Linked DNA regions of Mus musculus: region 2 is linked to region 1. Evidence: chromatin loops called from intact Hi-C (ENCODE). Cell type or tissue: heart. All regions are shown on one strand. Links, peaks and the distances in the headings refer to the core of each region. The heading gives the core; the rest is flanking DNA.

Evidence for each region. Hi-C counts contacts between places; a loop is a spot of excess contacts. Peaks named below come from ENCODE experiments on the same cell type or tissue, not always from the same donor. Only the 100,000 strongest peaks of a DNase experiment are listed, where the experiment ranks them.
Region 2: a loop joins it to region 1, with 2.1 times the contacts of the local background. A loop is called at or near these places in 4 of 42 quality-filtered maps.

The regions. Positions count from the first base shown.
Region 1 is chr1:20,945,120-20,960,087 of GRCm38, forward strand. It overlaps Efhc1 (EF-hand domain (C-terminal) containing 1), which reads left to right and starts at 6,507. Exons shown (of 11, transcript NM_027974.1): 1 at 6,507-6,677; 2 at 10,216-10,437. The coding sequence starts at 6,615. Gm51618 (a long non-coding RNA gene) reads right to left here and starts at 14,097. Exons shown (of 3, transcript XR_003947758.1): 1 at 14,012-14,097. In heart, for the core only: a CTCF peak has its summit at 6,385; a DNase peak (open chromatin) is centred at 6,402; H3K4me3 peaks cover 1,362 bases; H3K27ac peaks cover 1,694 bases.
Region 2 is chr1:20,993,545-21,008,512 of GRCm38, forward strand. Tram2 (translocating chain-associating membrane protein 2) reads right to left here. Exons shown (of 11, transcript NM_177409.3): 5 at 13,309-13,367; 6 at 12,606-12,690; 7 at 12,023-12,093; 8 at 10,682-10,786; 9 at 10,294-10,437; 10 at 9,426-9,589; 11 at 7,853-8,091. The coding sequence ends at 8,018. Among named protein-coding and RNA genes, the nearest start is that of Gm51618, 42 kb to the left of the region's middle. In heart, for the core only: a CTCF peak has its summit at 9,414 (motif pointing right); a DNase peak (open chromatin) is centred at 9,477.

The DNA.
Region 1 (14,968 bases), core at 3,247-11,246:
CTACATTTTCATCTGAGGCTGCTAGCAGAATACTGGCTTCCAGACAGCTAGGATTAGGGTCTTGAAGCCCACTTCCACAGTGACATACCTATTCTAACAAGGCCATACCTCTGAATAGTGCCACTCCCTGGGCTAATTATATTCTAACCATGATTATATATATTTCATATATAATATATATGTGTGTATATGTATGTAATGTATGCATATATCTGTGTATATACACACACACATATATATATTCGATGTTATTATCATCGTCTTTTCAACCCTCTCTCTCTCTCTCTCTCTCTCTGTGTGTGTGTGTGTGTGTGTGTGTGTGTGTGTGTGTGTGTGTGTACAGTTGAAAGCTTTATTACTCCAGAGTCATCTACGAAGCGAGGGCTTCAATATTTCTCCAGTGCTAAATGAGGAATGTCTGTTATTTTCACAGCTGTGAGTGGATTAAGGTAAAAAAAAAATTCAGTTAGGAAACAGTTACTAGTCAACGGTTCCTTGATGTCTTAAACCCCTGTCTTTGGACTTATAATTTAAAGCTTATTCAGCTATAGTACCTACATTAACATAGGTATTTGAGAATAATTATTCTCAAGATAAAGGGACTTTATGGCTTCTTTTTTGAGGCATAGGCAGGGAAAGGAGAAACTACCATAAGTCACCAAATATGAGCAAAATTAGATCAATTAGGAGCCTATTAAGTGACAACTAAATTTATAACGTTGTTGTTATAGCTCATAAGTTTGTAATAATCATTGCATAGTAATATCTATAATAATCAGTGGCTTCAGTAACTGTTTAGCACCTTGAGTGATTGGTACAACATTTCTTCAAATTAATAACATACATTTCCAAACTTCTCCCTATAGGTGAAGTGGGGGCAGGTGCAAGCTAAACTTGTATATTCACTGTTAGTGGGAAGCCTAGCCCATAACAAAGCATTTATTGCACCATTTTTCTCTTATTTATTTGGTGTGTCATCAATTCTAGGTGCAATTAACTTTATTATTGTAGCTATAAACCGCCAACCACAACAGTATCAACCTCTTTATTCATAGAAACAGTTCTTATTACCCCATCATCCTCCCTATCTTCAAGCATTATAAAATGCTTTTCAAGCAAACAACACTTCAGTATAACTTTTTGTTTGACCTTTTAGAGGGAGGGGGCCCTGTTTTATGTCAGCACATCCAGAAGTACATGTTCCAATTCTAACTGAATTGAGCAAAGTTTCTTATGTTGTTCCTATTACTCGGGTGGAAAATAATAACATTTAAGTACATGGATATCTTATTCCGTGTTCTATTTCTGTGAAGAGACACCATGACCACGGCAACACTCTAATAAAAGAAAGCAGCCAGACATGGAACTGGAGAAGTAGCTGAGAGTTCTGTGTTCAGATTCCAGACAGCAGGAAGAGAGAGACACTGAGCCTGTCTTACTCGGGCTTTTAAAATCTCAAAGCTCACCCTCAGGAAGCCACTTCCTCCAACAAGGTCACACCTCCTAATCCTTCTCAACTCGTGCCAATCCCTGATGATTAAATATGCAAATAATGAGCCTACGGAGGCCATTCTTATGAAAACCACCACAATGGCGATAGTCTGAGCCACACCATCAATTTGCCTCCTGTTTGAGGCCATTATATATTAACTGTAGGTTTAGACATTGATATTCCAGCTTTCTTTACATTGGCTACTATAATTATTACTATCCCAACATGAGTAAAAGTACTTAGCTGGCTAGCCACCCTCCATAGAGGTAACGTCAAATGGCCCCCGCTTTGAATTTCTTTCTTACAGTAAGTGAAGGTGGAATTTTCTTATCTAATCGCTAGACATCATAGGTGCACAGATCTGAACACAGGTCCTCATAGTTGCCTGCCAAGTACTTTACAGACTAAGCCATCTCCTACCAACTCACAGCCCCATTTTTAAGGCAAAGTCTTAATGTGTGCCTTAGGGTTACTACTGCTGTGATGAAACACCAGCACCAAAAGCAAGTTGGGGAGGAAAGGGTTTATTTGGCTTACACTTCTACATCATTGACTATCACTGAAGGAAGTCAAGACAGGAACTCAAACAGGGCAACAACTTGGAAACAGAAGCTGATGCAGGAGCCATAAAGGGATGTTTCTTACTGCTTTTTAATTTTTTTTAATAGAACCCAGGACCACCAGTCTAGAAATGACATCACCAGCCATGGACTGGACTCTCTTCTATCAACCACAAATTAACAAAATGCCTTACAGTTGGATCTTATGGAAGCATTTTCTCAGTTGAGGCTCCATCCTTTCAGATGACTCTAGTTTGGGTGTCAAGGTGACATAAGACTAGCCAGCATACTGCATAGCCTGGACTTTGTGGTCCTCTTTCCTCCCTTCCAGAGTACTGGGATCACAGGTGTGTGACACTTGACAAGGTCAGTCCTCTTTTAAGATAAGAGGCTCCAGAGAATGAGGATAATGGGATTGAGTATGGGAGGGTACTCTGGGGACATGCCACTGGCCAGTTGTCCCTCTTGCCCCCACCTAGAATTCAAGGCCTGCTATTTCTGTCCAGCAGAAAAGAGGAGAATAGCAAAAATCACCGCCAAGATAATCCAGAACACAGACACAGCCATTTGGAATTTGTCCTGGGAATTTAGCAACTGAAGAGTAGGGAGGCCGTGGGATTGAAAACCATGAAGTCAGTTCTTCACAGAGAGTCAAAGAAGTGATGGATATTAAATTAAATAGTCCCTAGAGGGGACTTTTCAGGCCCTGTCCTGTCAGGTTCCTTGGGAGACATCTTCCAGCCTTCTGAGCTCCTTCTCCATCTCTGATAGAGTGTTGATGGGTCCAATTTTGTATGTCTTGTGCAAAAATACTTTTTAAAATTAAAGCTGCTGTCCTTCACGAACGCAAGGCCATGTCATGCTCCCAAAACAGCATTCCATAGCTCCCAAACCCTTCCTCCAGTTTTTACCATTTTTTTCCCATCTTATTTGCTGTTGTTTGGTTTTGGTTTGGTTTGGTTTTTTGAGACAGACTCTCACTGTTTAGCTCAGTTCAGCCTTAAAGTTGCTGCACTCTCCAAAGTACTGGATCCTAGCACTATGATCCTAATGTTCGAGCACACACCAGAGAGAACAGAGAATTCTGTTGTGACTCCAGTTTCTGAAGGCTGGGATAATCTAAGAATGTGGTGTCTGCATCTACTATGTATTAATGTGCTACATACTACTAGTCCTTAAAAGTTGAAGAAGCAAGCAAAAGATACCTTGCTTCATAACAGCCCTTTCTTATAATAACTACTCACAACTCGCTCACCAGACAAAGGCAGCTGCCCCATGACCTAGTCACCTCAAAGACAAAACCTTCTCTCCGCGCCATGATCACTATCACCATAGCAATTACATCTCAACATAAGCACCACAGTGGACAGACCACATTCAAATCACGGCAGAGACTCGACCTGGCATGTCCTCTTTCCAAATGGATAGCAATTTTTAAAGGCCACAGACCAAGGAAGTTGTCTCTACCTATGCCCTTCTGTGGTACAAAAGTAAACTAAAAGACACTCCGCTGACCATTTGACTAGTAGGGTTTACTCTAAAAGTACACGAACAGAAGCCACTCCTCAAACACAAACTGATTCCTCCAGAGCAGTGGGCTCAGGTGTGACTGACCCTTCCAGTCCCACAAGCTCCCTCCTTTGCACCAGGGAAGGTGGACCCAGAGCAGCCAGACTGTTCAGCCATAGTCTCCCAAGCCTGTTTATGTGCCCTGGGGTTTAGGAGAACTGATATGAATGGAGAGATCGTGGGCCTGCAAGAGTACAAGCCTATCATGGTGAGTCACTCATCACTGATGCTGGATACCCAGCAGCTTTGAGGTACTGAGGAGCGGGGAGCTGATGGGCTGAGATGTTCATCATGACTACTCCCAGTCGCCATCCTCGTCACTGGCTTGGGGACGGTGCAATGGTGGGAACTTTTTAAAATTTTCAGCAACTGCTGTGATGCTAGTCAATTCATTGAAAGTTTTAATTAAATAGACAAATCTCTGTAAGTCTGGGCTTCGTGGAGAATTTCAGGAGGTCAGCAAGAAATACATAATGAAATGCTGTCTTAAAAGAAGAAAAGAAGGTAAAGGAGAAGGAGGAGGAGGAGGAAGACATGAATGAACAATAGTAGAGAGAAAGGAAGAAGTACAGGAAAAGAATTTTGTGAGTTAAGCATAGCCTTCTCCAGTAACATCTTTAGCTGTTACTTACTGCATTCTCACCCTGGCCCCTGAAGCTTCATGCCAGTTAGTGAAACCCACAGGATGATTTGCTGTGATAAGCAGCCATAAAGGCAAAGCAGATATGGTATCTATTCTTGCTTGTCAACCTGACACTATCTGGGATTCGCTAAACCCCAAGTGGCTGGATATACTTGTAAGAGATTTTTCTTAATGAAATAATTTGGAGTCAGAAGACGCACCCTTAAGATCTCGTGAGGTGGGAAGATCCACCTTTAATCTGGGCCACACCTTCTGCTTGCAGCCTATATAAAGGATGTGGAAGGAGGAGGCTGGCTCTCTCTTTGCCTGCTTGCTCTGACTAGCAAGTCCCTTCCTTCACTGACATTAGAGTCTACTTCTTTGGGACTCTGGCATATACTGAAGACATCCAGCTGAGACATCCAGCCTTGTGTACTGAACAACTACTGAATTCTTGGACCCTTGGTTGATAGACAGCTGTTGGACTAGCTGGATGACAGCCTGTAAGGCACTCTAATAAACCAAAATCCAGTGTGTTCATGTGTGTATGGTGTGTCCATGTGTGGTGTGTTTGTGTGTGTGTGTGTGTGTGTGTGTGTGTGTGTGTGTTTGTAGTGATAGGTACAGTAAAGCATTTATGTCTGGCTTTAAATGAAAGGTATGGTAAAACCTTTATGTCTGGATTTAATTGAAATGTTTCAGCAAAGTCTTCGCTATGTTTGGGTCAATTAGTAGAAGCTAAAAATTATTTTGAGACTGTTTGAAACCTGAGGAAATGTCGTCTCTCTCTAGAGAATCTGCACTTGGTCCTATGTGAGAGCTTGCAGCTGTACCAACCTTGGTTTTAAGGTGCTCCTAGCAAACCTGGAGTTCTTACTTTTGATTATAGCTAGCAGTGATCAAAAGGCTCGTCTGCTCTCATGGGCAGCAAAGGCAAGATAACTTTGGTAGCTAGAACCTTCCCAGCCCCAATTAAGCTTGTATAATATTTGAACAAAGTCACTGGAGTGAGCTAGCGGGATGCCAGCCTTTTCCAAGAAGGATGAACCCTCTTGCCCCTTCAGAAAATGAAGGCTTAGCATCTTGGTAAGCTTCTCTATTTACTTCGGCACCTACAGCCAACATCAATCAATGTGTTTATTCATTCCATCAGTTCTGCTCCTCTAGGGAACCCTGACTAATGCAGCTGCCATCTTAACTGGTGGCAGCAAATGACCCATGATACTCTCCCTCAGGCTTACTACTCTACCGTTTCTCTAAATTCCTAGGTCAGAAAACATGTTATAAAGACCAAACTCCTAGGAAATTTGAGACATAATGGAAAAAAATCTCTGGGCATCTTAGCTTCCCTTTTATTTCCCCATGCTGACAGACTCTTGGTTTCTTTCTTTTCCTGATGATCTTTCAGGAATGGGGTCACTTTTTTTTTAAAGGAAAAAAAAAAAGTTGTCCAGAAAATGCTATACTCTGCAGTACACATGACCCTGACAATATTTCACTCCCCTGAATTACTTCTTTCTCATGACTCGGTCTCTCTTTGAAGGTTCTCTCTTCCTCTGTGGTTCTTATGTATCACTGATGCTATAGCTATAAAGCAAGGACTAAGGTAGGCGTAGGCACTCTCCAGCTTTTCAGTCAACAGATACCCAGTAAAGTTCTGAGACCTCAGCACACAATCTATAGGAATCTACGGTGGAACAGATAGCTAAGAGGGGACCAGGAAGCCGTGGAAAGACTGGGGCTTCAAATCGGATCAAGTCTGAGCAACGAAAATGCAGTCGATTATAATCTAATCCACAGCCCTTGCCTCATAATTTGATGAGTCTGAAGTATTTAGCGCTTTCACTGGGGAGCAACCACTGTACATTGTGTCTGGACTAGGACAGCAGCTCTTTCCCCAGAGAAAGGGTGCCTGAGCTCTTGGGAGGACTAACGTGGAGCAAGGAACTTCTTTGTAACAACTGATCTAAAGGGACGTGGTCCAATCCCAGACCTCACTGCGCGAGCCAAGGCCTAAGAACATCCGCTTTCTTCAGCCCACCCCTAGGTTGCATCCTCTGGGAGCCAGGAAGTGGGGGCTGAGGAGAAAGGGAAAAGTATGGGAAAGAAAGGGGGCGGAGCCGCCTCTGCCACACCCATTAGCCACGTCCTGTGGCCACTAGAGTCAGTAGTGCTGTGCGCAGGCGCAGACCTGGCCTCCGCCTCCCTTTCCCCGCCCCCTAACATCCTCCCCTCCTCCCCGCCGCTCCTCCCCTCTCTCGACTAGTGTGTTTGGCGTTACCAGGGAGTCTGGAGAGGCCCGCGAGTGCAGTTTGTTGCCAGGGTAACCCGAGCGGCAAAAGGCAACCGAGGTGGCAGCTGCAGGGCAGCGATGGGGACCAACCCGGTGCACGGCCTGCCCTTTCTCCCGGGCTCGTCCTTTACAGACTCCACGGTGAGGGCCAGCCCGAAGGGTTCTCCACTTGGCTCGCCTCTGCGCTCCTTCATTCCGCAGGCTCCGTCGTCCTCGCGCATCCCAGCCTCTGCCGATTTTGCTTGGCCTCTTGGTAGTCCACTCACCCTCCTGGGTCCTCACCGTGGCCCTGTTCTTTCTTTACTGCCCCATCTACCTGCCTTCTGGCCCGATTACCCCAGGCTGTCTCCAGGCCTCTCCCCAGCTGCACTGTAACCCTACTCAGCGCCTTCATCCTCTCCTACCGTCTCTCCACAGCAGCCTCATTCTGGATTTGTCTCACCGCTTCTGAATCCTCAGGGTCACTGCCCTTCAACCCCTTTCCTCTATGTGTATGCATCTTTTCCACGTACTCCTTTCCTGACGGGTCCCCACCCCAGTCTCTGGCCTTTTGAGTTAAGGGTCACTTTTCTCTCCAGCTACAGCCTTCCCTAGAATTGAATCCCCCACCTCCCGCCGCCCCCACATGCTGGTTTTCTTGTAGTTTTTCTCTGTAAAGCATTCTTCCTCCTCTCCTTGTATTTCTTCCGTCTCAACCATAGGAATGAACCACTTAATGTTTCTCTTTCTGTAGCCCGTGTGTGTGTACTTACACACATGATTCATTTTCAGACTGTGTGTGTGTGTGGGGGGGGAGGTTGTTGTTTTATCTTGTCTGCAGCCTAGGCTGGCCTTGAACCTGAGAACCACCTGCCTCGGCCTGCAGACTGCTTGGATTAAAGACATGCCAACACACAGGGCTCCCGTTCAGATTGCATTTTACTCCTTTGCCCCAACTGTTTATAGTCATCATCTAGATGAAATTAAATATTAAATTAAATAAAGTCCAGGGTGGCGATGCACATTCGTAATCTCAGCTTTCAGGAAGCTGAGGCATACGGGTGGCCAATTTGAGTCTAGCCTGGGCTACATAGCTAGTCACTGTCTCCAAACGACAGCAGATCCAAACCAGACAGAACAGGAGCTTCGTGAAAAGGAAGTGGCTCAGAGGATAAAGCACTTGCTGCTCTCATAAGAGGAGTGGAGTTCAGATCCTTAATACCCAAGCAAGACGCTTAGCTAGACTGACCCTTACCTGATGCAGCCTACCCATGCCAACTTTGGTCTTTCATATGTATTTCCACATACATGCAAACAGGCATGTGCATATACACTCATATCCCCCCACACACACATGCTCAGAACAAACCACCCCAACAACAACAAACACGTCCTATCATATCAAAGCCAAGTGATAACAGTAATTTGGGTTCTTAGTTTCCTCCTAACATAGGTTAACTGTTTGTTCATTTCTTTCGACACCAGGTCTCAAGCAGTCCCAGTTGACTTCACACACTATATAGTCTGGGCTGATCTGGAACTGATCCTCTGGGCTCCTAAGTGTGGGGTTACAGGCAGGTCACCAAAGACAGATCTTTGTGTCAGACAAACACTCTAACAACAGAGCTACACTCCCAACCCTAACTCTCAAAAGCATTCGGCATTTAAAAAAATTATCAGAGTTACAGAAGTAATTCTGAAGAGTCAACATTAAGATTGGGTGACGATGACCATAGGTAAGCCAGTGGTCATTTGTATTTATACGGTTTAATGATTCAGACTCTTACATTTCTCTTTCCATTTCTTAAGGCAAATTATTTCATCTACTTGTTTTCTAGGGGACACAGATTTCAATTTTAGTTGAAAATGTGGTGAGACTCTCAGACTCTCTTCTAGTCTTGTATTAAGATGGTCATCTTTTAAAGCTACAAGCTCATTCAATGTGATTCCTGTTTGTTTGTTTGTTTGTTTGTTTGAGACAGGGTTTCTCTCTCTTTTCACCCGACTAGCCTGAAATTTGCTGTGTAACTTAGCCTATCCCCAGACTCACTATGATCTCTAGCCACCATTTCTCAAGGACTGGATTAAAAGAAGTCTGGCATATGGTGCCTGGCCAGCATCATAGATTTTCTGTTTTAATGAACTTTTAAATTTTTATATGATCTAAAACTTGTAGACATTGTCATATGCTGTGTAGCGTCAGCTAACACATTTGGTATCTGCAAGTGTGGATTATATGTGCATGTGTGTACAGGAATGCGCAGCTCGCATCAAAGCCCAGCAACAACAGAAGTTCAGGTGCTTGGTCGATACCCTCGAGGAAAGGCTCAATTGATTTGTGAGATTCTACAAGTGTGGGTAGGAGTGCCAGACTTTAAATATTTATATGGAAAGATGAAGTGTCTTGGACATACTTCAGTCCAGACCACTAGACCTTTTATGGTAGTAGAGACCATAAGAGAGGAGGGAAGGATAGGCTAGACTCCAAGGAAACTGAGAGATAGTCAAGTTATTCTCTCTATTCTTAATAAAAATAAAGTTTATGATTATTTGTAAATCATGTATGCATAACATGTTAACCATATTGCATGTGGACAATTTGAGAGTGACCCCACAAAGAACATAACCCCCCACTGAATTGCTATAACCTTAATTTTGCTTTCCTCCTTTATCTATTTTTTTCTATTTCTGATAACAAACAAATGCGTATTCATGCAGAAAAGGAACATAATCTAGAAACACTTAGTTCAGATGTTTACCAACTCCAGTTTGTATGCTTATAATTATAGTGTATTGATATAATTTTATACGATGCTTTTTTTTTCTTAATAAATGTAGATACTTTACCAGGCTGCTGCATGGTATTTAGAAGCATTTCAATTCTGGCATAACAATCCACTACGTGAAATTTCCATTGTTTCCTTTCTTCCTCATGTGTGCTGTTTAGATTGTTTTCAACATTTAAGAATCATAGGCACACACATATCTTTGTCACTATTATGGCACATATCTTTGTCAGCTTCAAGCATATTATTATTTCCCATAATTTGGGAATGTATTTTAAAAATCAATGTGTAAGGACAGGGTTGCTGGGAGTTCACATATATGCCGGCAAGCTGCTTTTCAAAGGCTTATATGAATGTATCAGTGTCAATATAATAAGAAGAGTTGTTGCTTCAGGTGAACTTCAGAAAAGGTCATGACTCATGATCTCCGGAGAAGAAAAACAAAATTAGCAAAAATAAAAATAGAATACAGATGAAGTGGTATGGTAGAGGCGAATCGGACATCACAGAGCAGGGCTGTTCTATTTTAACCTTAGATGGTTTCTACTTCCCTCCTTGCTCCTGACCCAAGTGCTTCAGTTTAAAAAACAAAGCTTTTTCATGCAGCAAAACATGTTGATGTACGTTTTGTGATGCTAAGAAGCCAACATTTGGAGCTGCAGAGGTGGCTCAGCATTTAAAAGCAAGATCTGCTCTTGCAGAGAACTCAAGTTCAATTCCCAGCACCCATAATGGGTGGCTCATGGCCACCTGACCATCCAGGAGATCTGAGGGCATCTGCACTCACACACACATCCACATAATTTTTTAAATGTACTCTTAAAGCAGAAGTTTAAGGTATGGTAGTTTAGGAAGTTAGTTGTTTTCCTTAAAGACTTATCTGAGGTCATTAACGGTATACACCTTTTCTTCAGAAAACAGCATTCCACCGAAGCCAGACACTCAACTACAGGAACGGCTATGCAGTTGTCCGACGTCCCACCATGGGGATAGGTGGAGACCGGCTCCACTACAACCAGCTGTCTCAGGCCGAGCTGGATGAACTGGCCAATAAGGCACCCATCTTAACTTACGGGCCACTCAAGCAAGCCCCACTTGCAGAGTTTGTTCCTGCGCATGTGGCTTTTGACAAAAAGGTATCATCTGGGATTTTAAGGGCACCCCTTGACTTCAGATCTGAGACTTGCCCCGTGTTACCAGGAGACCACCGGATTCCTCTCCGAGAAAATTGTTCAGATGCCTCAGCGTTTAGTCACAGACACCTAAACTGAGTCTTGCAGCAGGCTTTTCCTGGAATAGTTTCCAAACACAGTTCAAAGTTGCCTGAATTCTAAATCTCACATTTGGGATGTCTCAAGTTCTTCGCTCTGTTTCCCACCTACTCTACAACAGCGAGCCCTTAATCTCTATGGACTGAAAACATCTCCATCTGTTAGGGTTTTTTTTTTTTTAAGTTTTCATTCACTCACTCACTCACTCACTCACTCACTCACTCACTCACTCACTCATTCGCCCACCCTTTCCTTATTGGTCCTATTTAAATTTTAAACACTCTAGTGACTATTTTTCTCCAGTAAAGTTCACATGTCACAAAATAACAAGAACAAAACCCCTCCTACCTCCGACTCCTTTAGGAAGAGAATTTTATCTCATCCTTGAGCCCCAAACTGCTTCTCTGGGGACAGCAGCGATGCGTTTGCGAGTTTGGACAGGCGTTCGCCGCCACTGTTCTCTCGGGCCTGTTCCAGGTCTTTGATTCCATTACTTCTCCATTGCCTCTGGTCTCGCACATGACTGTTCTCCCTCCTGGTTTCCCACTCCCGTCTGTCTGGTCCCTCTTTCTCTGGTCTCCCTGCCTCCTTGGTGGAAGCATGTGAGGGTTCCGTTCTGATTCTTGAAGCTCCCTTCTTAGGAATGTCATCCACCTTTGTGGATTCAGTCTTTTCAGGACAGACAAACTGTCAGTATTTATTTTCAACTCTGACTCCACTGAACTTCAAACCCTAGCCATGGGCAGCTTCTGACAGTGGAATGTCCTCACTTGGGTGAGCTGTTCTTCACACATAGCCTCTGCATTTATTTATTTACTTGTCCATCCATCCATCCATCCATCCATCCATCCATCCATCCATCCATCCATCCATTCAATTATCTATCTATCTATCTATCTATCTATCTATCTATCTATCTATCTATCCATCCATCCATTTGGCTTCTGAGCTTCTATGCTTGTCTCTTCTCCTCCATATTCAATGAGATGACAAGCCAAGAATTTCTCTTCCATTTTTTGCCATTGTCGTTTTTCAAAGTTCAGACAAGCAATGTGATCTCTAGAAACTTAGAAGGTTAGAACACAAGCCAAGACCATTGACTATAGAATTCAGTGAAAAGATACATCTTTAATCAGAGTATATAAATGTTATTTTTCCTTCCTTTCTCCATGTTATCATGACCTCATCCTACACAGGACAGGTGACACTATATTAATACATTTTGTGTTAGCACTGATTCCGATTGCTTCCTCATAGAGGCTTAGAGGTCTCTCTCTCTCTCTCTCTCTCTCTCTCTCTCTCTCTCTCTCTCTCTCTCTCTCTCTCTCTCTTTCTCTTTCTCTTTCTCTTTCTCTCTTTCTCCAGACAGGGTTTCTCTGTATAGCTCTGGCTGTCCTGGCTGGCCTCGAACTCAGAAATCTGCCTGCCTCTGCCTCCCAAGTGCTGGGATTAAAGGCGTGCGGCACCACTGCCTGGCAGAGCTCTTTATTCTTAGCAAGAGAAGGGGCAATTGACTGAAAATTAGCAGTTAGTGTGCTGGAGAGAGAGTTCAGTGGTTAGGAGCACTGGTCACTCTTCCAGAGGATGCAGGTTCAACCCAGCACCCAAATGGTGGCTCACAGCTCAGCTGCCTGTAACTCTGCTTCCAGGGTCTCTGACAACCTCTTCTGGCTTCCACAGTTATTAGTTATGAACATAAAGAACAAACAAACAATAACAACATAAAAATACAAAAACCAAAAAAACAAAAAACAAACAGAAAAAAACCTCAGCCAAACAAAAACCAATCAACTGCCAAACAAATAACTGCTTTATATAATAGAGGGGTTGTACTTTTATTACAGGGTTTCACTGTGTAGCCCAGGCCAGCCTTGAACTTGTAACCCTGCTGCCTCTGCCTCCTGAGTGCTGAGGCAATCAGCTTGTAACACTTTATCTGGTAGTTAGAATCTCCTATGTGCTCTATAAAGGTTAGAGGAAACCCAAGTGATTTTTTTTATAGACAAACTGAAATGTACTTAACTATCCAAGTTCAATACATAGACAAGAACAAGTTCTGCAGCAGTGTTTTAATACCTAGAGATTTTACTGAATATAGTTCTTGTCAGTGAACTTGAGAATAATGCCAGAGTGAATCAGTCAGTTTCTTAGAGAAATATTAAATACATTGTAAGGTACCAGTTTCCCTACAGAATCTGAACATGGGGCTGGAGAGAGTGCTCAGTCGTGAAAGAGCGCTTGCTGTTCTAGAAGATCTGAGTCTGGTTCCCAGGACCCATGGCAGGTTGCTCACAACCTCTTTAAACTACAATTCCAAGGAATCTGATACCCTCTTCTGGCCTCCACAGGGACCTCTCTATCTTCTCTGTCTTTCTGTCTCTCTGTGTCTGTCTGTCTGACTGTCTGTCTGTCTTACACACACACACACACACACACACACACACACACACACACACACAAGAAAGCTTAAAATAAGAGTCCGAGTATAATAAAGTGACTATAAAATAAGGTAATGTAAGATCCATGGTGTGTACCTTGTTTAGCCTTTCTAAAACTTTATAGATTTGTCTTATAATAACAGTTCATTTGTAGATGTGCAAAGATAGGAGATTAGTGTTAATCTCTAATCGCTCTCTGTGTTAGAAAGGGAATGCCTCAGGAGTGTGGCTGTGGCTCCAGTTTCAGTCTTGGTCCTTATCTCTGAGCTCACTGTTTCCTATGGTGCCTATGAAGGTGTCTCCCAAACACATGGCTATGTTACTGCCTCTATTGCTACCTTCCTAATACACAGCTCAAACTGAGCACGTCAGATGTTATCTAGTCACGCCTCTTCCTTCCAAATGCGCTCCTCCGACATGCCCTCATGTCCATTCTTGTCAGTTGGTTAAGAGCTCCAGTTTTCCCGTCTCATGGGCCAAAATGCTGGGGTCACCCTTGTCTATCCTTCAATACCAACTTCCTTCCCCTAATCCAGCCTAGCATCTTAAATCAACATCAGCTCAAATTTCACCTCCCGGTGCACATTGTTAAAGCCACCTTCTTTTAAAGCCATGTCCGTTTTTCTACGGGGTCAGCACGGTATTCCTAGCACTGAATTTTCCTCAGTACATCATCCGGTTTCCACTCCCCCTGACCCACGCCATCCCTAAACACACACACACACACACACACACACACACACACACACACACACACACACACACCACACACACACACAAACACCTCACCATCCATCCATCAGGCTCCTTCTACTGTTCCACTGTGGTCGCTGGTGATTGAAGATCCATTCTTGAGAAGAGCTGGCGCTCCCTTTGCCTCTATATTCTGCCTATCGCTCCCATGCTGTTTCCTTCTTCCATGTTCTGTCACCATTGCCTAGAATCACCCCCCACCCCCCACCCCCCGCACACGTTCAGGTTTATCTAAAACTTTATCATACCTTAAATTTAATAAGTTTTGGCCACTTTTTCCATTCGGGTTCCTCTTCCACCTCAGCCCCAGCTAAGAAGCAGTGAAATGTGTGCAGAGAAGGAGAGGCCAGTAGAGTTTCGGTTCCAGCTCTGGCCCATATATGGCCCCAGAAGAGTTAGTTTGCCAGTGTGGATGCTAACTTTCTTCCATTGTAAAAGTAGCGGTGTTGGACTAGCTGATGGCTTCTGCTTTAACGGTTTGTATGGTTACATGCCTCTGGTTCAAACACACCCTGTTTCCTGTGAGTTTCCGCAGTAGAGTTCACATTTTGAATTCTTTGCATTTGAGCCAAACTTTAAAATTTTCCTTCTCCTCAGTTATTTCCCTTTAAATATCCCACCTTTCATCTTTCTTCTTGGATTTTTAAAATAATGTCTTCCATCTCATTTCTTTCCAAAATTGCTGGAATTTTAAGGACTTCCTTCCTTTATATTCATAGTTTTTCTAAGCAGTAGACATTTATTTTTGTTTGATTTTCTACTTTTAAAAATCTTTACCTTTATATTCTCTCTGATTAAGAAACATACGTGTGTTAACTTAAGGGTCTTAATTTTCTTCCGTGCTCCCCCCCCTTACTTAAATAGAGGTTTGGGTAAACTCTTTTGCCTACCTACAGCATCCTTCTAATGCTTGGTCTCTCTGAACATAAATACTAAATAAAGCACCAAAATACAAGGTAATTCCACAGCATGGCAATATGTGCTTTTATAACATGGTTTAATATTTTAAATATGTCCTTAGTAAGCTATTCTGACTTCACATTGGGTGAATGATCCTCAGAAGTCTAAGCTTTGGTCTCTGTAGAACACAAATGCTTCTGAACACTGTGAGGGCAGGTTTTTAAAGATGCTGTCCAATGAGTTTATGGCAGGACACTAGTTCCACTCTTCCTGGATTGTGCTATTTTAAGGGCAATAGCTGCTGT
Region 2 (14,968 bases), core at 4,617-12,616, 50 kb after region 1:
AGCAGCACTCATGCCCTCTGTCAGCATTCTATTGCTCTGAAGAAACACCATGCCAGTGGCAACACTTATAAAGAAAAGCATTTAACTGGGGCTTACTTACAATTTCAGAGGTTTAGTCCAGTGCTGTCATGGTGGGGAGAATAGCTGCACACAGGCAGACAAGGTGCTGGAGAAGGAGCTGAAGTGTTCTACCTCTGAATCCACGGCAGCAGGAAGAGAATGAGTGAGCCACTGGGCTTGGTTTGGGCTTCTGAAACCTCAAAGCCCAGCCAGCCTAAGTGATACTTTCTTGAACTAGGCCACACCTCCTAATCCCTCTCAGGCATGGCTATTGCCTAATGACCAAGCATTCAGATATATGAGCCTTTGGGGACCTTCTGAAGCCACCACACCCTGGGACCTCAGTCCTGACCACATATTTCGTATCTTTCCCACCAGATACCATATAGATAGACCTTTCTATTTGCTCACTGTAGTGTCAAGGAGAAAGTGGTCGTATGTAAAGTTGGCTTCCTTCCCATGCCTCATCTTGCACCTTCCAAACTGATCCAAGACTGAGAAGACCTGCTAAGCCCTGACAAGGTATGAAAGGCATCTCGTAGACCAAGGCTGAAGGGCATTTCTGTGGAAACATCATCCTCACTTTTCACTCCAAAGTCAGAGTGGATCTCACTCTTCTCTGAGACCCTGGAGGAGCATGCAGCCATGAGGTGCCATCAAGTACTGTAGGATACTGTCACAACTGGCATGCATCTTGAAGCCTGGGCTCAGGTGGCAAATGATAGCTAAGTGATACCTGTACTGAGAGCAATACTAAGAGATGACTGCTCTTTCAAATAAGTCACCGGAGAACGGAATCAGAATGAGCACTGCCAATCGTCTGCAGGGTCAGCAGCATACGGGTAGCTAGCCACAGCTATCAGACTTAACTGAAGGAAGTGTCCAAGACTGATAAGGAAGGGTCATTGTTTCAGGGCAGGAAAAAAACAAAAAGCTGCCTTTTGGGTAAAGACAGGCTTGGTGGTGGTGAGCCTCTGGCCAAGAGCCACTATTCCATCCAGGATGTGTACCCCAAATACACCAGTAGGAGGCCTTGGACATACTGTCTAATTTAGGGGTTTCACTTGTGTCAACGGGCTTTCAGTACACTTGGGAATCCCAGCACTTGGGAGGCAGAGACAGGTGAATTTCTGAGTTCGAGGCCAGCTTGGTCTACAGAGTGAGGTCCAGGACAGCCAGGGCTGCACAGAGAAACCCTGTCTCGAAAAACCAAAACAAAAACCAAAACCAAAACAAACAAACGAACAACAACAACAACAAAAAAACAGGTAAAGACGATTTCTCTCTTGTTTCCAAGGACCCCTGGGTATGTGGCTTTTTAATCCTTTTGGAACACAAGCACACGCATGTCCATTAAGATCAGTTTAGCCAGGTATGGCTGTGCACATCTACTATCCTGGCACCTGGTAGGAAGACTGTCCAAGTCCAAGGACAATCTACTCTGGAACACAGTTGAGGCCAGCCAGGACTATATATTTTAAGATCCTCATCTCAAAAGCAAATACAGAACAACTGATTTAAAGGTGGGCATGCTGGTACACACCTGCAATCCATGCTCTCAGGTGGCCTAAGGCTGAATTGCCATTTGAGGCAAGCCTGGACTAAAAAGCCAGTTAACAGGTCAGCCAGAGCTATGTAAAACAAAACAAAACAAAACAAAACAAAACAAAACAAAACAAAACAAACCTGTCTCAAAAATTATATATAGGTTTGTTTGCACCATGATTGTAATACCATCACCAGTCACCATATCTGGAGGTGAGGGGAACCCCCACAGGGCAGATGAGAAATGGGCTGAGCTAACGGCTGGATATCATGTGGCATGCTGTGCAGAGCAGGACAGAAAGCCATCTGCACCAAGGCTTGATGCTGCCAGCTCCACTCTCTCTCTCTCTGGGTGATTTTTACCCCCCCTGGAGGTTTCCTTTGGCTAACTGCCACCTGTAACTGCACACATCTCCTGAGCACCCCCCAAGCATGGTTCTGGAAAGTGCCGCAGACAGCTTCGTGCACAAGCAGGCTGTTTACACGACACCAGTCACTGCTGATGCCACCATGCTTACTAAATTGGGGACACTGCATTCACGGAGACCAAGACCCGTGTCCCTTCCAAAGCTGAATGCCTTCACAGGAGTAGTCAAAACAGAGGCCTTCCTTCTGGTGCTTCCAGCTTACATAACCTCTTAGGAAATCCCCTTTGTTGTTAGAGACGAAATAAAAACAATGCATATTACTCACAAGCATGGGAAATGCAAGTGCCCTCCCTACCCCAGTTCATTAGCTTCCATTACTGCTGTGGACCCACAGACCCCAAACCAACCAACCAACCCAGCCAGCTGCAGTGGCACACACCTTTAATCCTGCTCAGGGGCAGAAGCAGGTGGATCTCTTGTGAGTCTGAGGCTAGCCTGGGCTACACAGTGAGTTCTAGGTCAGCCAGAAATACATAGTGAGATCCTGTCTCGAAACACATAACCAACCAACCAAACAACAACAACAAAAAGCCAAAACAAACAAAAAACCCCAATTACTATATAGTGAAAAATTTTAGACAAAAACTAAAGTTGACACAGACTTGTTTCTCAAAGTAAAAACAAGTGGAAGAATCAAGACTTAAAAAAAACAAAACAACAAAACATAACAAAAACAAAAATCTACCCTATACAACACACCAGTGAAGCCTATCAGAGATTGTTATGACCAATAATTCTGTGCCCTTTATTCATGTATTTCAGAAAATATTTGATCATTTGTTTCAAAATGTACATTTAAAAAATCCATACAAAACTGTAGCTTGTTTCTAAAACCAGACAGAAACAGTGGAAAAAGGACTCTGGAAAAAAAAAAAAAAAAGACTTCACCAAAAGTAAGACGCCCCTCCCCCAACCCTTTAATAAGAAAGCATAAATATGGCAGGTACACATTTTCCTTGAGTTCCTTGTTGAATTTGGTCCATAACATGAACAGGCTAATGTAGAAAAACAGTCAAAGTGTCCACATTTGCATTGTGAGTTGCGCAGGGGCACCAGCTCCTCCGCTCATCCTTCAAGTGTGTGTTAAACAGAGTAACTGAAAAGTGAGGTTTAATCACACATGAATCTGTACCCCAAAGAATGCAGCACTCACCACCACAGCCAGGCCCCATCATGGGGGTGGGCGAGCAGTAGCGGGGCGGACAGGGCTCACCACTGTGGCTGATTCTTGGAAACATGGCCCATTGTTTGCACAGGAACAAGAAACCCTGGAATGCCTTTGGTGATGATAGTGATGTCAGCGACTCCAGACTGATCTTATCCCCAGACACTGACAATGTCCCGGTCTGAGGATGCTTTTGTTTTTGTTTTCTTCAACACATTTATTTTATTTTTTAAAACAACGTAAAGATCTCGAAGACGTCACAACACATTCTGTAAGATTGCCACAGAAACCCACGCAGGGCCGTGCGAATGACAGCAATAGGAAGGGACTGACACTTCTGTAAGGGATGATGACGACCTCTCCTGTGGGTCCCCTCTCTCCAGATATTGCAGGATGGATGCAGTAAGGGACAAGACCACCGGCTGGGAGGGTTATTGCACAACCCGGAATGGCAGGCGGGAACAGGCAGGCAAGCAGGCTAGGGTCAGGGAGGGGATTGGTGTGGTACTAGGAACACAAGATAACCCTGACAGGAATCCAGGAGCTTTGCAGCTACCAGATCACAGGCACTGCCAAACAGGTTACCAATGAGCTAAGACTTGGAACAAGGGAGCACAAGTAAACACATTCCTCATACAGACTCTGGGCTACATGGAACTAAAACAGATAGGAAGAGGGTGCTGTTTCTAACCTGGGGTGGGAATGAGGAAACTGGAAGAGCAGGGCTCGCCACACAGGGCCAGAGGTACACAGAGGTGACCTTTTTCCCAACCCCCAAGCTTCCCTTATTAGACAGGAGGCATGGGTGTCTGCAGCTGGGTTACCTCACAAGCTTCCACAGCCAGAAGGTACAGACAATGGGAGACTAGAAAAAAAAAAAAAAAAAAAAAAGAGAACAAGCAAGGTCTCACGCTATGTGTGAGGGAGAAGAGGGTCATAACAAATGACACATACTGTCAACCCATGTCCCTTTCCCCTGGAGCTGTACTGAGGTATGCTGTCATTGGCTTTGTATGCCAGTCAGCCCTAGAGCCTTGGCAGTTGGGGGGCCAGGCCATACAGTACCAGTGAAGGCCACAAGGCAATATAAGGCACTTTTTAGAGTGACAGGACAAGGACCTGCTTAGGACAAGAACAAAAGTTTCACAGAGGCCACTCGGCGTGACTTTTCTTCTCATCTGCAAAGCTTTGAAAGCAGATGTAATGGAGCTAACACTTGTATTAAAAGGCAGGGAAAGGGCGAGAAGTCGGTGCCAGCATCCTCCTCACGCTCACCACGGGCTGGAGAAGGGTTCTACGGATGTTTTCAAAAGCCTGGCATTGATGTTCTCCCTAGCATCCTGTTCTGAGGGAAGAGGCTGCACTCAGGACGCCGAGGGAGGTGGAAGAGCAGCTCACTGTTCTGACTCACTGCCTGTCGGTCCATGCCGCACCAGAACAGAGCCAGAGAGAAGAATGTGCTGTAGACACAGAGGCCCTCAAGCAGAGAAAGTTCCCTAAGCCCGGACCCTATACCTCCTCCCACTCCAGACTTCAGCAAACCCAACCAGGAAGGCTGAAAGCCATTAAAGACAAATGCAAATGAAGGCCTTCCCTCGCTGCAAGAAGTCAGCAAGTTTCTTTGAGGATGTGTGGAATCTAAGTGAGCTTTGTAGACTTTTGGAAAATGCACTCTTTCTGTTCCTACTTTAAAAAAAAAATGCCGGAGGGGACTAAACAGGGGAATAAACCTTCAGGGGCTCTTACAGTCCCAGGCACTCTTCAAAAGTACTGTGTGAGTAGCCAGAGCATAGTCATCTAAATAGAAGTGACTAAAGTTCACCCTTAGGCTAGCCACATGCTGCTGCTGCTGCCGCTGCTGTGAACCAGTTAGGGACACAGGGCTAGGACTGACCAGAATAGCAGAAAGCCTCCTTCCCTGGCTTTAGCCTGCTTCTTCTTCCCCAGGACCACCTCTGACCATAGGAGGAAGACAAGGAGCTAATTCATAGTGTAGGCACCCAAGCCTGAGGAGCTTGTAGAAGTAACTGTCCCCTGAGTCACCACACCTCTGGGGAGGGCAACTAGCAACAGGGGGTTCTCGGTCCACCAGTCCTGCCACTGGCACCTACTGGAATTCCAGGGATGTTGAGAGACAGGCAGTGGCTGCTGAGGTAGTGATTAGAATCTTCTGGTCCTGGTAGATGGTACTGAACATCTCAAACTTGGCGGAGTATGGCAGGTCCTTCACTAAGGGTGTGGTACTTTGGGGACAGGAGAGCCTGCATAAAAACAAAGAATGGGGCCAGAGCACCCAGATTACATGCTAGCCTGCATGTTTGAAGGATGGTGTGGAACTTAGTTTCTGTAATTCTGGCAACAAGGTTTGTGCCAACTTCACAAAGTCTTGGCTTTCCTATAACATCAATGCCAGAGAGGCTGGGTGGGTGAGAAAGCACCCCATAGTTCTCCCAAGCCTGCTAACAGCCCAGAAGTCAAGGCTGGCGAGCTGCTGCCCTTGGTCTCAGGCTTTTCTGGAAATGAACACCCCAAACTCCTACTACTGACCTTATGTTCTAGAAGAGCCTAGATCAATCCCAACAAACCAGCAACAGAGGACGCTTGCAAGACTTCTAAGGAATGAATCCATATCATCTCAGGCATCTAAGTGTACCGGGAATAACAAACCCCTCCAGAGGGACAGGACCCCTGGATCCAAGACAGCTGCTCTTTATACCCCTGTTCCTCCAAGACCTTCACATGTCTCATGCTTGTCACAAGTATTTACTTAAGGAGTAACTAAGTAGTTCAGCCTAGAGACGAAGTTCCTGCAGTGAGCTGGCAAGGGCCTGCCAGCAACTTAGGGAGGCAGGCTCTTAGCTTGGAGATGGTCCAGGAGGTCACCTAGACTGATGGGGTAAGGTGAGCTTGGGAGCCACCGGCTGAGCTTCCACACAGCAACAGAAGGCATTTCAAAGCATAAACTCAATTAAAATCCCTACCCGGATAGGTGGGCTACACTGGCTGAAAGGTGCCAGATCAATTCTTTGGGGATGCCCAGAGAAGGGCCAGGAAAGAAGAGGGAGAGAATAGAGGAATGAGTTTTCAAAATTCTGTCTTGTTTCCTAAGCTCACACACAAGAAGCCAAGGGGATCTCATCTCTATTCTGTATGCTCAACACATCCAGCATGTCTATGTGTAAGCTGGACACAGAGAAAAAGAATGCCACGTTGGTGTTTGGAACCAAATTCCTCAGTTGTGGGTAAACTAGATTTTACATCCATCGTCAGTGGCTTGGAAGGGAGCTCTTGCTGAAGACCCAGCTCCCTCTTTATGGGTAAACACTCAAGCTCTGGTCTCAGATATGGTGTCAAAGGAAGGCCAGGCAGAATATTAGGTAACATTAATGTCTTGTGTTACCAAGAACTGCTCCCCTATACTCTAGCTCAGAGTTTGGGGACCCTTTAAAGCCTAAATCCATTCTAAAAGTCCTCACAAGGTACCATAAGGACCTGATGACCCCGTCTTCAGGTAGAAGAGAGAGGAAAGAACACCGAAGGGAAGGGGGTCACAGACTCCTGTGGACATGGCTGTGTCAGCTCATGCAACCAGAAGAGTAACCCTGAGGCATCCTGGTGTCAGGCTCTGGGTGTGCTCAACAAACAACATTAACAACTTTAAAAGAACACTCAGGTGAGGCCAGAGGGAAGGTGGCCAAAGGAACACATGGCGGGCGATGGAGTCCTTGGGGCTTCCTGTTTCTGCAGAGAGATGAAGTTGAGGTTGCAAGTTTGGCCGGCTGGGGCAGGCCATCTCTGGACTTGGGAACAGCGTGTCTTGGGCGGGTTTGTAACTGCCTTTTGGTTTGGTTTCAGATGCTGGTGGGTGGAGAATGGTCCAGATCGACTCTTCTGTTTGTCGAGCCACCTTTCTAGAAGAGGCAGATGTTTGATGTGCTTTGCTCTTGTGGGACAAGTGGGAAGGCACATCCTCCTTAGCATGTCCCCTCAGAGAGTGAAGGCAGGCTGCTTTCCAATTCAAATGACACACTGGAAGCTCTCTGGAGTCCTGGGACTCAATAGTTAATTAACACTGTCTTTCTGGATTAAGTCACTATGTCCCCAAAGCGAAGGATGCGTAGAACCAGAATCCTACATCTTGACTGTCTGTCGGTCAGCACCAAGAATATTGTAATCCAATCTGTCCACAAGGGCCACCGAGGATCTGCCACCAGCTCTAGGGGAGGCTCCTTGGCCAGAGGCTTCCAGATTGGCAAGCCCTGAGACCCAAGGGCAGGGCTGCCATCTTAGCTCCCCCCGGTTGTACAAATCAGAGAAATTGCACATTAAAGTTAGGAAGAAAGGAGGATGAGAAGCAGCCATGAGAGAGAGAGAAAGAGAGAGGGGAGGAAGGTGAGAAAAGGGGGAAGGGGGAGAGAGAAAGAGAGGGGAAGAGGGAGGAGAGGGGGGAGAGGGAGAGGGGAGGAGGACAGGGGGAGGGACGGATGGAGGGAGGGAGGGAGAGAGAGAGAAGGAGGAGGAGGAGGAGGAGGAGGAGGGAAGGAGCAGGAAGACAATCAGGAGAATGCAGGCCTCTGAGAAAACTCAAGATAGGACAGAGGTGAGGCCATCTGGCGGCTCAGGGGAGCAAGAGTATAAGATTTTTGGCTTTATTGAGAATGGTTTATGAAAGAAGAGAAAGACTAGAAGGTAGAGAGGAACTCCCCCTTTGATGCCAAGGCTTCTGCTGGTGGAGACGAGCATGGGCAGGAGGGTGGAGAGACTGAGCTGGGGCCAGGGCTTCCTCATCCAGAGGATCCCTGTTCTCAGCACAGTGGCGCTAGGGAGACTTGAGTTTCTTAGTCCGTGAGGAGGTCCCGTTCTCTGCCTTCACCACTCCGTTTTCATGGTAACCTGGGGGAATGTAGAGAAGAGACACACACAGGGTTTCAGCTGACACTGAGGCAGGAAAATGGAGACATGGAGGGTCGGGTGTTATGGGGACATGGCTTTGTGGCAGGCAGACCATCCGACCAGGAAGCAGGCTGTAGCCAATGGAAGCCCAGAGACAGTCCAGGGCAGATTGCTGCCTGTCCTAGTGTCTTTGATAAGTGGCTTTGCTTTACATGTTTAGCCTTTGACTATCTTTTAGTGGAGGGCACCTACCGTGATTCACAGAAACTGAGGAAAGGGCAGCAGCCTACACTGAGATCTGAGCAATGCCGGCGTTAATCTCTTAGTTCTCCCAGTGTTCTCAATCCCTCAGCTCCACAGAGCTCTGACAGGTCTCAGCAACAAGAATGGTAACAAGGAGAAGAAATGGGGAACAAGATACTGCAGGGGCAAGGCCTGACATTCCTTTGACCAAGCTGGGTGGTGGTCAAAGCTTTTAATCCCAGCATTCGGGAGGCAGAGGCAGGGGGATCTCTGAGTTTGAGGCAAGCCTGGTCCATGGAGCAATTTCCAGGCCAGCCAGGGCTACACAGAGAAATCCTGTCTCAACCAAACACAACAAGAATAAAAAAGGAGAGAAAAATACCTCCACAAATTTAATGAGTTGTGGCATCACTGAAACCCCTCCTCCTAACCCATTCCAAGTCTTCCTCACATCCAAATGACTGCTAACAAACAAACACACACACACAGGCTCTTTCCAGGCAGGCAGCTGCATGGGAAAATGCAGGTGAGTCAGAAAACAGGCATGCAGACAGGCCAGGCCCCAAGCAAGGCTGGGTAGTAGACTTGAGCTACAATGTCTGAGGACCTGTGAGCATAGGGGATCACTTGAGGATGCTCAGGAGTTAAAGGAGATGTGTGTGCCCCATCTCCATGGCTCCTCCCTAACACTGTCACTGTGAGTCAGTCAGTCCTGAAGAGAGATGGGAAGCCTCGGAGGCAGGGTTGGGCCAAGACGGAGAGCACAAGAGCAGGTAAGGACACACACGGCCACTTTGTAGCACGGGACACGGGTGACAACAGCAGCAACAGCAGGAGAACTTAGCTACATGCCAGAAGCTACCCCCACCCAGTGCTGCCCTAAGCCAGGCCCTGTTAGAGCCAGCCTGCTCACACTGGGTCTCTGGCTCATGGCCAATTACATGCTGGTTACCGTGTTCCAGGCTGGGAGAAAAATGTCTACAAGGAGGGGACGCCAGCAGGACTGGTTTGTGGAGCACTTAAGTGCCAGCTCTCCTTCACCAATCTGCAGTCCCCAGCCACTCGCTCATTTGCCACAGGGTGTCACTCACCAGGTTCTCTCTTGAGGAGCTTGGCTGGGGGCCTGGGGACAGCAGAGACTCTACGCTTGGCACTCTGCTCCTTCCAATACTCCCGCCAGTGCCGCAACTGGGAGTGGATGAAGCGCCACATGAGCCAGGCCTGGGCGACACACACCAGCAGCAGCATGCCAAGCCTGCGGAGGGTAGAAATGGATCTATGGGCAAAGTTCAGGTCTACAGACTGCAGAAGGAGGTCTCTGTAGCTCCTGTGGCCCACCCTCCCCACAGCTCCCGACACCAGCAAGGGTGTGCTCTTCAGTCTGTCTCTTCTCTGGTACACGAGCAATGTGAGGTGAAGGCCCTAAGGTGATGATGGTCACCACAATCAAACTAATCCTACAGATCCACCACTGTCCTCTCTCCCACATGCCTGGCCCATAACAATCTAGATGAATATTGCTAACATTCGAAAGAGCTAGCATATGAGAGTGCAGAAATAATTTTCTTCTCCTATATCAAGATCACACACACTCTAATGCCTATAGCTTCATGGACCACACAGCTTGAAATAAAAGATGAAGCTTCTATCTTGAGCTTCCTGAGAGTGTCATGATCAACCCCGCTGGGATGAAAAATGTCCTCTGCACCATGATTGCTGAGCAAAATGTGAGGGGCCCCACATTGCATCTGGACTGGGTTCCTCACAAGAGCACGTGAAAGCTGTGGACTGAAGAATGTAGGACAGAGGCAGGAGACGGATGTTAACATACTTGCCCCTAAACGTCACTGTGTGGGAGGTTGTACCCCGACCTTCTATGAAGACACGCCATGTTCAGGAGGTACCTGGCAGTGCTCAGAGAGCCCCTCTATTCACCACCCCAGACTTCTGCCAACTCACCTACAAGGCAAGGTGTTAAAGTTCCCTTTCTCGGGGTCAAACACTTGGTTTTCCACCCGAGCCAATCCAAAGCCAATGGTCAGCACAGCGAGGGTGAGGATGAAGAGACGCGTGACCCCAAACACAGCAGCCCAGGCGTTAAACCTGCTCTCAGGGGTAGAAAAGGGATGTCAGCTTTGGGAGTCATTCAAGGAACCTTCACCCCATTTCCAGAAGCAACCCAGAGTGGGAAAGAGCATCAAACAGGACCCAGGAAGGTGAGAGTTTCAGAAGTTCCTGAACAGACACAAATGTAGGGTGGGACCCCTCAAACAGTCAGATTGCATGAGATACCCAGGTCCCACCCCATCAGTCTCTGGACAGGCCAGCATCCAGCAACCCTACTTACAGCCTCTCGTTATTCTCGTCTGCAAAGTGGAAGAGCCGAGCCATGTGAAAGAGGGCCTCGGTGGAGTACTGCAGTAGTAGCAAGATCAGCCCCAGGCGGCTCAGGCTGGAGGGAAAGACAAGCCTTACTCTCCCTGCCCGACACCCCAGAGCAGAAGCCATTGGTCTGAGGTAGCTCAGGCTGCTCTCTGTTCTGCCATCCACTTCTTGCGGGACAGTGCTTTATCCTTCCTCACAGTTCGGCTGCTGCACCTTCCAGTAGTTTTCTTGTACTGACTCCCCAGACTTTGATCCATTTCACCTGCTTGTCCCTACAATGAACCTGATCCATATACGTCATGATATCTGGCCCTTTCTATGCTCATGCTACTGGAATCATACATAGAAGTGTGTGGGGGGGCTAGAACAAGGTTGCTGGGCTTTGGGGGTACATATATGAAGATTTCCTGCTATTTGACTTTGCACTATCTGAGGAAGCAGGAAGTTCTCCCCGTGTGTGGTGCTCAACACTCACTGCTGGGTGATGCTGTCACCATAACCCTTCTGCATGTGAGTTGTGAGCATCCCACATCAGAGCACGGCTGAGACAGCTGCCATGACCCTTCACCTCGAGACAGAAAGCCAGAACGTGAGAGCTGATGGGCTCCGCCACACACACTATTCACCCACGTTGGTCGGTCTCACAGGAAGCCTGTTATGAGCTCCTCAGAAACAGGGCTCCCCAAGACATCTGGGCATTACAGCGAAGCTCTCAAAGGCTAGCATACACAGAGTTTGGGCCCTACTCAGAGCATGAAAAGTTCATAAAAAGCCCAGTTACCAAGCACAGTTCATTCATCAAAATACTGTCTGTAAAAGAGGCACTTGAGGCCTAATGTAGTAACGCTTCACACTTCCAGAGCAACCATATGGCTACCCGCTCTCTATTTCATTATAAGACAAACTGAAATTAACTGTAGGGCCCGTACTGCTCCAGCCGCATTGGATACCATGTGGCAAGAGCCAAGTTTCTGACTGGAAAGTCACAGTTCAAAGGACCACTTTACTAGAAGCCTTCCTCGCCTCTGCCTCGAGAACAGGTGGCTAACCCTCTGGGTTCTCTTGGCTATCGGTCCATACTGCATCACACCCATCTTTCTTATAGACTGTCTTTCCTACCAGTTGGAGAATGAATAATTGGAGATAGGAGAGTCCTCCACTACTGCCTGTATTCCCAAGGTAGCAAGGTACTCCTCTAAAAGCCAGTATGCACTAAATGCCTGCTAACTGAGTGACCCTGTGGGTAGGCACCGAGGCATGAAAGGGCGAGGAAATGGGGCTGGCTCCCTCCACACTCACTCACTTTAAGAGGTATGCCCCAGTGATGTGAAGAAGGTACAGACAAATGTATTGCAGCTGGCGTGGGACTTCTTCCTGGAAAAGAGATGGGCAGACAGTGAGCTTGCTCAGACTCCAAATGAATATGATTAGAACTGAGAGAACATGAGAGGTTAACAAGGAAGGGTCAGGTCTCCATACTCCCACGGTTCCATGTCACACCAGAACCACACACACGGGCTAGTAACAAGAAGGCCGAGGCAGCAGATTCAAGACTGGTGCCAGAAGGCAACTCTGGGTTGGGAATGAAGACACAGGAACTGGGAAGAGGGCTTTCTGCATTACTCTGAGGAAAATTATAAAAATGGATGGGGGATGGCGAGACGGCCTTGATCAAATATCTGGATTAGATTAGATTTTGCCAGTGGGCACACATCTCGTGGAGGAGTCAAGACCCTGACAACACTCTCGTGGGTGTCTGTGTGGTTCCCTGTCATCAGCCAACACATCATGCTTCCGGAGAAAGGGAAGGGAGAAGTCACTGGGAAAAACAGGAGGCCTGCAGGAAAGAGAGGCCTCTAAAGGGGGTGGGGAAAGGGAAGACTCACCTTCCGCACCTTCTGGAAGTAGAGTTCAGGTAGTGAGTGCAACCAGTATGCCAGCTGTCCCAAGTAGAAAAACTTCACCTGGAAGCTGGAGATGAGGGGTTTGGTGTGACCAAGAACATCCCCAGGGGACTTGCCAAGAGCATAAGGAAAGGGCTAAGCCAAGACTGTGGGTGAACAGCAGGACCAGAAGCAAGGGAGGGAGGAAGGGAGGGGTGGATGCAGGGATCACCACGCCCACGGCAGGCATCATGTATAAGACCACTTAAGGGGTCACAGCATGTCCATTAGAGGAAGCAGTAGCGACCAAGCACATCATGTTAACCCAGAGAAGGACCACTGAATACAACCACAGAAAGGCTCTAAGTTGTTCAGCTTCACACCCTTTGCTATTGCTGCTCTGGGAGGCCTAAGAAATACAGTGTGGCCTCTGGAGGGAGACAGGCCTGGTCTTGGCAGCATCACAAGTAGGAACATGAGTATGGAGGGGAAGATGTGCTATGAATTTAAAGGGTCTCCAATAAAACACAAATCTAGAGTTGTGTTTGTATCTGTCCCGTGCAGAATAGGTACCTCTGTGGAGTTAATGCAGATAATGCCTCACGTGGAGATTCTCAAACAGACAGACTGCCTGCCACCCCATGCTCTACAGGCTCAACTCACAGCTTGCTCATCACTGGCTTTAATGAGTCACACAAATACTCACGAGAGGTACACATGCGGGTAATCTTCCCAGAGGCTTCTTGGGTTTGTTAAATATCCTTCCTGTGATGGGTGAGAAGAGAAGGCATTTAGAGATGTCACCATGTGACCTGCTAGGGCCTTGACTGGCCCCGAGATCATTGATGCCAAGAGGAACAAACAGATTTTGGGAACAAAGGACCTCAGGGTGTAGGACGTGCATTGGCACTTGTCCCACTGTGGAGTGATGTGCCATGGTCTTGGGTCTGGCCACCCATGTCTCCAGAGGGGTCTGACAGAAGCTACGTCTACTGAAAACAGCTTGTCAGTCTCTTGAAGGTTCCCCAGGCTCATGTGTAAAGTGAAATGCTAACTAACTTTACAGAGTTACTGTTGGGAATAAATGTTTATGTGACAGTGTCTAGTGAGGTATCTGTCATGTACACACTCAGGAATTGCTTCCATAATAAAACAATCCTGCACGAGAAGAGCAACACCCAGCGGAGACTGAAACTCTTCTCATCATTGTGATGGATAATATTGATGGTCAACTTCACAGGCTCTAAAACCACCTGTGTATGAGGCAAATCTCTGCCCGTGTCGACAAGGAAGTTTCTAAATTGGACCAAGGAAGGCTCATACTGTGGGTGTCACCCCCATGTGGGCTGGAGTCCCAGGCAAGATAAAAAGGAGAAGGAGCACTGAACCCCAGCATTCATCTTGCTGTACCTCCTGACTATGGATACACTGTGACCCTGACTTCCCTGGAGGATGGACACCAAGCTGTAGGGTTGTAAACCCTTCCCTCCCTAAGTTGCTTTTGGTCATGGTGTTTTATCACAGCAATAGAAATCCTAACTAGCCATCCCCTCAGCCGAAGACCTACTGCATTCATAGACAGGCAAGATGGATCTCTACTATAAGACACAGGAGTAAACAATCCATGTCCAGCAAGGGTCCAATCAGAAAAGCTATTTGACTGACTGAGTGAGTGACCGAGAAATGAATGTTCTCAACAACTCTTTTCTGAAGAAAAACCAAACACACCATCAAAACCAAATCAAGCCAGGAGGGGCTCTTATCATCTAGACAAATTGTCACCTCTTGCAGAAAAAAAAAAATCAAAATGAAGGCACAGTCTGGAAAGATCTGAAATGAGGTTTGTTCAGTAAGCCAGCTGCAATCTGAGTTGGGCCTCCAACCTCCTCATCCCAGAGCTTCGGGCATGTTGCTTCAGGAAATGAGACTGTCAGCTGAGCTGGTGGCCCGGAGAAGTCTGAGAACCTTAGGCTTCCCCTGGGATGCAGGGCAGGGGCTCATCACGGCTGGGGGATGGGAAGATCAAAGTCCACAGAGCTCCTGGAAATGACTGGAAGCTGCTAAGCTGTGTTTCCTCTCACCTACAGCGTGCAAGCTGAGTCCTGTCCACAGTCCTGAAGCTACAACCCTAGGCTTCCCTAGCACAGTGAGCTAGGCAACCTAAGGGCCAATCAAGATACCTGTATCACAGGCATCTTAGTGTAGATACAGCAAGGAAGACTGGAGAGAAGAGGTCTCCCCCAAGCCCTATAATCCCAATTATACTCTCTGCTCACCCCTCCTGTCCTCCCTCTTGCCTGGGTCGCACACACAGTGAGGCACAGAGCTGCACTGGGCTCCAGCCATGGGGGTGGTGGTGTGTGGTA